2 separate regions of the Homo sapiens genome follow, and region 2 is linked to region 1. A link is an interaction called in ENCODE POLR2A ChIA-PET data of the cell type or tissue named here. Cell type or tissue: IMR-90. All regions are shown on one strand.

The links. ChIA-PET counts read pairs that join two places held together with the same protein. Peaks named below come from ENCODE experiments on the same cell type or tissue, not always from the same donor. Only the 100,000 strongest peaks of a DNase experiment are listed, where the experiment ranks them.
Region 2: POLR2A ChIA-PET joins it to region 1 with 5 read pairs; 2 of 35 experiments call an interaction of 5 or more read pairs at or near these places.

Annotation. Positions count from the first base shown.
Region 1 is chr11:109,308,528-109,313,527 of GRCh38, reverse strand. No RefSeq gene overlaps it. Among named protein-coding and RNA genes, the nearest start is that of C11orf87, 110 kb to the left of the region's middle. In IMR-90, no CTCF peak of the experiment used is centred here; no DNase peak of the experiment used is centred here.
Region 2 is chr11:108,710,518-108,715,517 of GRCh38, reverse strand. All of the region lies in intron 10 of DDX10 (DEAD-box helicase 10), which reads right to left. The region is part of intron 2 of LOC124902750 (a long non-coding RNA gene); the gene reads left to right. Among named protein-coding and RNA genes, the nearest start is that of DDX10, 48 kb to the right of the region's middle. In IMR-90, no CTCF peak of the experiment used is centred here; a DNase peak (open chromatin) is centred at 1,927; H3K27ac peaks cover 217 bases.

The DNA.
Region 1 (5,000 bases):
GCAACTCAAGATTTTTTTAAAATACTAAATTATAAAATAAGTGTAAAGACCATCAGAGCTGTGATCTTTCCCATAATGGAATGTTTTGTTGTATTGCATTTGAAATACAGTAAATTCCTTAAAAAAAAAAAAACAAAAAACAGAACCTGATTCTTAAGAGATGTCTTTGAAAAGCTGCATAACTTTTCTGAGCCTTAATTATCTTATCTGTAAAATGGGAATTCTAATATCTACTTCACAAAGTTGCTGAGAAACGGAATGAAAGCTGCAACTGCAAAACCAGCACAGTGTCTGGCACATGTTAAGTACTGGATAAATGTTATTTAAGTCTGAAGATGAAAGTTGTGCACTTACATCCAAAATCAGTAAAAGAGCCCAGCACATGTATTTCTTTTGCAAAAAAAAAAAATGCAGTAAATGGGATGATATTTGCAAAATTATTTGAGTTCCTTTACAAATGTTGGAGAACGAATATTAACCATGATCCTAGGAAAAGTATTGCAGAATTCATCTCTACGGGAGAGTGTTTAAACTAAAGCCTTCTCTGCTTCTAGCCATTCTCCAGGATATCTTTATTTTCCTAGCCATCATCAGGGTAATCAGGACATTCAGTTTCACTTCTGACATCCAATATTGATTGATGAGCATGAATGGATAACTGACATCTCACTGGCAGAAACTGCAGTTTCCCCTCGGCCTTCTCCTCTGAGAGCCAGCACAACTCTTCCTGAATTCAAGGCTGAATCATCTCCAAGGTAATTTGCTTAGCAAAAGTAGTCTTTTTTCATACACTGTGCTCAGCTTGAGTTCACCTTTCTCACCTTCAAATATTAAAACTCACCCCATAGAAAATGAATCTGGGAGCCTAATCAGAATCTTCGCCTTCTATTCTGAGATAGGCTCATTCTCCTGAGATCATATTTGTTCGGAAGACATTGACCCCAAGAGTAATTGGCTTCCAATGATACTTTGGTTCCTTATTTCTCATTTATAAAGAAAAAAAATGGATTCCAGAAGCAAGTTCAAGAGAACAGTCCCAAACTTTGCAACAAGAAAGTAAATTTTTTAAATAAAGGCATTTAAATCTTCACTGCAATGAGATTAGAAAAAAACAACCCATCACTGCAAGAAGGTGAAAGAAGGACATAGGTTTTTCTGTTCATAAAAATCTAGCATTTTGTTTTTATTTATTTGAATTCAAAATAAAACAATGAGGTTTAAGCCATAAAAGAAAGAAGTCTGGGAAAGTGTGAAAAAGAATTTCCTGTGAAAAAATTAACTGAAAAAGACTCTATGTCTTCTTTAGAAGGCTTTTGAAACCTAGCAACATTTATTAAAATACTTACTAAACATGTACTATGTGCTGGCCATTCTGATCAATGTAATGGGAAATGCAGATGACATATAAGATGAGAACCTTGGTTCCAATAAACTTGCAATCAAGTTGGGAGTAGAAAACCTAGGGTGCATGAAATTTTTTAAAAAGTAAGCATTTGAGAACCAATTTGGTATTGATTAAAAGTTTAAATGGGAGATTAGTGAGGAAAGGGTACTCTGTGGGCTAGATTAGCTGATGAAAGATTTATTGAGCTTGCCTCAGAGAAAATGACTTCAGTAGTTGGAACAGAAGGTAGAGTTGCAGGTGGAGAGAACAACAAGTGCAAATATCCAGACAAGATATTGGTGAACAAATCAGTATGTCAGTAGCAGAGGACATATTTGGGTGGGGGTTAGTAATAGGTTCTGATAGGGAGGTATCAAATTAGGAACAACTATAAAAAATCAAGCTGAAGAATCTAAACAAAGAAAAATTCAGGATCCATGCTTTGGTTATTGAGTAGAGGAATGAATAAGAACATGGAACTTTAAAATAATGGAGAGAATTTCAGCAAGATATCTTGGGGTTTATAGCTGTATTAGAAGGGGAGGGGAGAGACTGGAGCCAGGGAAAGTAGTGAGAAGGCTATTGATATTCAAGTTTGAAGTGGCAAGGGTCAGTACCAAGAAAGTGAAAATTTGGAAGATTTTTTTTTAAGGAGAAAAATAATAAAACTTGCACAGAGCAGTTAGAGGGGAACATAGAAAGGAAAGAGCCAAGAGTTTTTTAATTTCTAATGATTTCCAAGAATTTCGAGCTTGGAAGGAAAGAATAGTGATGACATTAATAAAAACAAGATCATTTGGAAAGAGTTAAAAGATGAGAGGAAGAAGGTGAACAAATTCAAGAGAGATATTTAGCAGACTAAATAGACTGAACTCGATAATAGATACTGGGGTGGTGAGGGAGAAGGAGAGGAAGCTGTGAAGCTTAACTTTTAGTTTTCTGTCTTAAGACATTAGATGAAGGGATTCTCAGAAAAGGACAAGGATTGATGGGTAAATTGGAGGTGTATTTGAAACATCCAAGTGGAAATGTTGATTAGGTAGTTGAAAAATAAAGAGGTCAGGGAAGCACTGTGATTCTCAATTGGAATGATTTTGCCCCCCAGAGGACAACTGACAATGTTTGGAGACATTTTGGTAATCTCAACTGGAGGAGGGAGCAGTTGTTACTTGTGTCTAGTAGGTAGAGGCCAGGGATGTTGCTAAACATCCTACAATGCATGGGATAGCCCCCCAAAACAAAGAATCATCTAGCTCCAAGTGTCAAGGTTGAGAAACTCTGGGGCAGATGATGTCCATTTGAGAGATATCAGCATATACATGGAAATTAAAGCTGTGAGCATAAGTCTAGTGAATGATTTTAAAAACCCAGATTTGAGTCTTGAGAAATTTTGAATAGCCAGATGAAGGCAGATGAGCCTAAAAAGATCTTGTAAGAAGGAGAGAACAGAGAAATAAAAGGAAACCCAATAGATAGGGATCAATGTAACCGTGTTAACAAGGATTTCTGAAGAAGGGAGATGCCCAGCAAGAGAAAGACTCTATCCACTGGATTTAGAGATATGGAGGCAGCTTGTGAGCTGTGAGCTTAGCAAAAGCAGTTTCTGTGGCATATCAGTGACGAAACTAAATTTAAGTGAATGAAGAAAAAGAAAATAAAGATCCTCTGGCCTGGGATGAGAAGGCTAGACATTAAGGTAAAGTGTGTTGAAGGAAGGTGGGTTTGTTATTGATACTGCTGCTTTTGCTATGGGGGAGTCATGCATAAATAAAAATAAAGGACCTAGTTTGAAGTAACAGTTTGAACATATAGAAGAGATTAGAGTATTTTTAAGAATGGGTAATAGAACACTAGTGGGTCATGAAATTAATTTATAGGTTAAAAGTAGCATTTTTAAAAACATGAAATAGAATGGGATAGAAAATAGAAACCATTACATAGAGTAAAATATTGTTTCAAGAAACTATTATTTCAGGTGTGGTTTGCATGTACACACATGGAATTTTGGTACACACATGTACACACTTGCAATTTTGGTAACTAAATGAACACAGAAGGCAAAAGAATTATCCTCCAGGCATGGGTCTAGGTGACTTGGAGAATAATGGAGTCATGATGGAAATACGAAAACAAGCAAATAAAGTAATGGGAAAGAAGGAAGAAAATAAAGATGAATTTAAGACAACAGCAGAACATTCATGCAAAGATATGCTATATATAGTTATCCCGCCCGCACAAGGCTGGGTTAGATGATCCTCCTAGATGCTCTTATAGCTGCTGTCCTTTCATAGTAAGTATATTGCAACTGTCCATTTTCTTGCCCATCTCCCTTCTCAAAGAGTGAGCACCATGAAACAAAGAACCATCTCTCATCGTATCCCTATTGTCTGGCACAATTTCTGGCACATAGTGGGTACACATTAAATATGAATTTAGTCAGTGATTTATAGGTGTGATGTTGACATCATGGAATCTAAAAGTCAATGATGATAAACTATTTATAAAATGGTTTTAGACCCTTTCAGAGACACATCATGACAAACCATAGGTCACACACTTGATTCCAGAAAGCAATTTGCATCTGAAACCTGGATATGCATCCTGTATCAGTCAGCTTTATTGGTTGCAGCAGAAACCAACTCTGGCTGACATAAGCAGAAAATAAATCTATTGAAACAGTATTAGGTAATGTATAATTGCCAGGAAATTCAGGCTTGGGTAACATTCAAGAGCAAGGGAAGCTAGTGCATTAACCTGGACCACCGCCAAAATTCTCATACCATAAAACCAGACCACTGTCAACACTGTCACCTCTAAACTCTACAAACCTCAGCTGCAACCACCACCACCATAGGCACTAGTCAGTTACAGCCACTGCACTGTTATTCCTCTTGTGCCTCTGAAAACTCTTATTACTAATCCTCATGTTCCTCCATCCCAGCCTTTTTTGCACTTCTAATTCTTAATTTCAAAATTCAAGGCAGCTGCATCTGGTTATTGGAGCCTAAGTTATACACAAGAGAATCTGGGAAATTCAATAGCTAAACAACTTGCATTTCAAGCTTTTACAGAAGAACACAGGTTAATATAGTCCCAAGCAAAAGAAGATGCTGGGCTACCAAAGTAACTGATAAATATCCATTACATAATGAATGACATATAATCTCATAGATTCCATAATTGCTGCCAGTTGCCAGCCCCTGGTGCCACTGAGGAACTGAGCTGAGTGCAACAGAAGTCTGTAGCTGTAAACATGTAAGGCACTCAACACTGCACTATCAAGTGCTATTCCTTTACTCTTGAATGATACACAGATGCTAGATCACCCTGAAATGACAGGCAGATGTCACCCTTTAATAGGAATCGCTGACCTTGAGATTCGTGTCTTCTTACCACAAAAATGGTGCTGCCATCATTTCAGCTTCTTGGTGGATGACTCTGGCTCGTTATTTTAAATGGTGCCAGTTGCTTCAGTCATTACTTTGAATTTAGTGTCAAACATGTGTAGTGACCTGCATGAAAATGTTCTGCCTCTCTGGCTTCCATCTGAGATGATCCTGCCCCATGTCAGCCCAGCCTTCATCTCTGCCAGTTCTCAGGCAACATACTTGTAACC
Region 2 (5,000 bases), 600 kb after region 1:
TCACCCCGCTCCCTCAGTGAGGCTGGAGTGTAGTGGTGCAATCATAGCTCACTGTAACCTTGAACCCCTGGACTCAAGTGACCCTCCCCCATCTCAGCTTCTCAAGTAGCTAGGACTACAGGCTTGCACCAACATGCACGGCTAGTCTGTTGTTTGCTTTTTCTTTTGCAGAGACATGGTCTCACTGTTTTGCCCAGGCTGGTCTGGAACTCCTGGCCTCAAGCAATCCTTCTGCCTTGGATTCCCAAAGTGCTGAGTTACAGGTGTGAGCCACCATGCCTAGCCCTAATGTCATTTTTATAAATGTTTCTGTTTCAGTCAAATATCATAAAATCAATTTCAAGTAATAAACAAGTAGCCAAAGATTGTAGTGATTTCCTTATTTAGAAATTAGGCATACTATAACAGAGATGATATCTAACTCTGCCCAGATAAGCTACAGGGAAAGAAAAAAAAAATTTTAAAGAGGTCTAGGCTTCACAAAAGAGACCTCATTGTTTCTCTGATTTTAGGCTGAACCACGTTGTTTCTGCAAAGCCAGAATGGTGATAGGTGGTGGTAGGTGAGATTGTTTTTACTTATTTTTATTATAAAAAATTTCAAAATATACAAAAGAAAAGTTAGAGACTTTCACTCAGCCTCAACAATTACCAAGTCACAGCCAGTTTTGTCTCTTCTACATCCTCAACTCTCCTCCCCAAATCTAACCACTCTCCAAATTATTTTTAGGCAAATCAAGCCAGGGTGTTTCAACAGCGCCAATACAAGTAAGATTCTGATGGATCCCACTGATGCTGAATGTACACATCCTTAGTGACAGGAGATCACAACTCTCTGAAATGGATAGACAACCCCAAAAGTAATTCCATCCAAGAGATTTCATTCTTTCAATCATCAGTGCTTCCTGAAGTTAACAAGTTCTCCATCTCATGTTCTCCACTAATAGTCTTCAGAAAAGGCCGTTTAAGACTTTAAAAAAAAAAAAAAAAGAGTCAGACTTCTGATATCCAGTTCCCTATGGATGGAGCTTGTAAGTCATCACTCCATCATAACAATAAGTAAAAAGCTGAACAGATTGGAAAAAAAAATTTAAAACTCTTCTTTTATCCATGATAAAGATGGACAACACAGGACAAACCACAGTCCCAACACAGGAAAGAGAGAGGTGAGTACAGGGATCACAGCTTACTTGAGCTGAGTCATGAGCAGAAACAACTGGGGGAGGCAGTGCCTGGGTGAGAGACCCTCAACTGTAATTGATAAAACCTGCTGGAGCCTCAATGTGGACAAGTCTGAGAAATAAAAACTCCAGGAGGACCCATTCATAAGGCAGCCCCACACTCATGAGTTTTACTCCAGGAGCTCAACCAAGTTCTCACAGTAAATATCAGAAAAATTCCCTCATGCTTTCAGCAAAACAAGGGGAAAATGAACCATTTTGAAATATGCCTGAGCACTCTGTTCTTAACTAGTTTCTCCTGAGGGTGGGCCTTGTTAATGAAAGTCAAGCCTCTTAGGGTTTTATCTGAGCCTAACTGACCTGAGGGGAGGGAAATGCCCAACTCTAGCCATCCTTTCCCACTTAAGTTGGGGTGATGGGAAGGCAGAGACTGAAAAGAATTTGTAAAGTTCACAGTCCGGAGGCATAGGCTCACAAAAAGACTGAGACCTACTATAGGTCTTAAGAATGCTTTCCTCACAGCCCCCACCCTCTCACACCTTACCACCACAGCACTAACATCACTAAAGGCCTATTTACAGCAATTCTTTTTATAATACCTGGTACATCGTATCTATCATGAAAAACATTACAAGACATACTAAAAGCAAAAAACATAATTTGAAGAGACAGAGCAAGCATCATAACCAGACATGGCAGGGATGTTGGAAGCATTAGGCCAGAAATGTAATTTAAACTAACAGTGACTCATATGCTAGGGATTCTAATAGATAAAACAGGCAGCATGCACAGATGAGCAACATAATAAGATGGAAATCCTAAGAAAGAACCGAAAAGAAATGCGAGAGAACAAAAAGAACTGTAACACATATTACTAATACCTTTGATGGGTTCATTACTAGATTGGACACAGCTGAGGGAAGAATCTCTGAACTTGATAAAAACTTCCAAACCTGACTGAAAACAACACAACAGAACTTCAAGGACTATGGAACAACTACAAAAAGTGAACATACACATGATGTTCTTTCTGAATATCAGAAAGAGAACAGAAACAGAAGCAATGCTTCAAACAGTAATGACTCAGAATTTCCCCCAAACTCATGTCAGACACCAAACCACAGATCCAAGAGCTCAGAAAGCTCCAAGCAGGACAAATGCCCAAGCGAGAGGGAGAGACAGAAAAAGACAGACTGAGACTATACCTAGGCATATCACTGTCAAACTACAGAAAATTAAATATTTTTTTAATCCTGAAAGAAGTGGACGGGGGGCACCTCATCTATAGAGGAACAAAGACAGGAATTACACCTGATTTCTCAGACACCATGCAAGCAAGGAGAGAGTGAAATGAAATATTTAAAGTGTGGAGAGAGAAAAACCACCAGCCTGGAACTCTGTATCCCACAAAATTATCCTTCAAAAGTGAAAGAGAAACACTTTTTCAGACAAACAAAAATTGACAAAACTTATTGCCAGTAGAATTGCCTTGCAAAATATGTTTAAAAGTTCTTTAGAGAGAAAAAAAAAAACGTAAGTGAGAAACTCAGATCTTCATAACAAAGGAAGAGCACATCAAAGGAATAAATGATGGTAAAATAAAATTTTTCTTATTCTTAATCTAAGTTTTTTCAAATTAATAGCCCCAGCGTGTTTAATTATGTATGTTTATGTATATATCTTATGTATATACGCTTATGTATGCTTTACATAAGTGAAATGAATGACATCAATGATATAAGGGACACGAGGGAGAAATCAGAATTACGTTATAAGGTACTCACACTACCTGTGAAGTGCTGTAGCATTATGTCATTATTTCAAAATGGGCTTTGGATTACTTGCAAAAACATTAGAGCAATCACTAAAAAAAGTGAAAAAGAAAAAAAAAACTGGTATGCTAAGGAGAGAAAACAGTCATAAAATGCTCAGAATCACAAGAGGCTGAAAGAGAGGAGACAAAAGTAAGAATAACAGGGGCAACTAACAAAAAACAGTAACGAATACATTAGATATTCATCCAACTATATCAAAAATCACTTTCAACATCAATAGCCTAAATGCATCAATTAAAAGAGATGTTGTCAGAGTGGATCAAAAAACAAGACCCAACTGTATGTTGTCTACAATAAACCAACTTTCAATATAAAGACACATAAATTAATGAAAGTGGTTTGATAAAAAATATATCATGCTAACACTAATCAAAAGAAAGCAAAAATAGCTATACTAATGTCAGACAGAGCAGACTTCCAAGCAATAAACTTATCAGGGATAAATGGCATGACATAATGATAAAGAAGTCAATTCTCCAAAAAGGCAACAATCCTTAACGTATAGGCTCCTAACAATACAGCATCAAACTATGTGAGGCAAATACTGATAGAATTGCAACCAGAAAGATGAATCCACTGTTATAATTAGAGACTTCAACACCCTACTATCAGGAATAGACAAATCCAGCAGGCAGAAAGTCAGTAAGAACATAGTTGAACTCAACAATACCATCAATCAACTGGACACAACAGCCATCTAGAGACTACTTTATCCAACAACATAATACACATCTTCTCAAGCTCACATGGAACATTCACCAAAATAAAACACATTCTGGGCCATAAAACACATCTTAACAAAATTAAAATAATATAAATCATACAATATCTGCTTTCAGACCACAATGGAATTAAACTAGAAATAACAGAGGCCAGGCACAATGGCTCACACCTGTAATCTCAGTACTTTGGGAGGCCGAGGAGGGCAGATCACCTGGGGTCGGGAGTTCAAAACCAGCCTGGCCAACATGGCGAAACCCCACGTCTACTAAAAATACAAAAATTAGCCAGGCATGGCGGCACGTGTCTGTAATCCCAGCTACTCAGGAGGCTGAGGCAGGAGAATTGCTTGAACCCAGGAGGTGGAGGTTGTAGTGAGCCGAGATCGTGCCACTGCACTCCAGCCTGGGCGACAGATCAAAACTCTGTCATAACATAACATAGAAATAGCAGAAAGGTAACTGGAAAATTCTAAAATACATGGAGATTAAACACACCTCTGAATAACACAAGTCAAAACAAAATCAAAATACTTTAAAATTTCTCTTGAATTAAATAAAAATGAAAATAACTTAGCAAACTTTGTGGAATGCAACAAAAGCAGTACTTAGAGGGAAATTTATAGCACTGAATGCATATACAGTCATGGGCCACATAATGATGTGTCAGTCAGTGATGGACTGCATATACAACAGTGGTCTCATAAGACTGTAATGACAGCCAGGAGCAATGGCTCACACCTGTAATTCTAGCACTTTGGGAGGCCAAGGCAGGAGGACTGCTTGAGCTCAGGAGTTCAAGATCTGCCTCAGCAACATAGTGAGACCTTGTCTCTACTAACAATAAAACAAATTAACCAGGCATGGTGGCGCAGGCTACTCGGGAGGATCACTTAGGCCTAGGAGACTGAGGCTGCAGTGTGCTAGTGAAGCTGAAAAATTTCTATCACCTAGTGATGTCGCAGCCATCATAACACTATAGGGCAATACATTACTCATGTGTTTATGGTGATGCTGGTGTAGGCAAACACACTGCACTGACAGGCACTTACAGTTAGGTATGGTACATAATACTTGAAAATGATAAACAACTATTACTGATTTATTCACCATACTTTTTATTTTACAGTATTTTCCTTCTACTTATAAAAACACCCTCAGGCAGGTCCCTCAGGAAGTACTAAAGAAGGAGGCATTGTTATCATAAATGATGACAGCTCCATGCATGTTACTGCCCCTGAAGGCCTTCTAGTGGGACGATGTGAA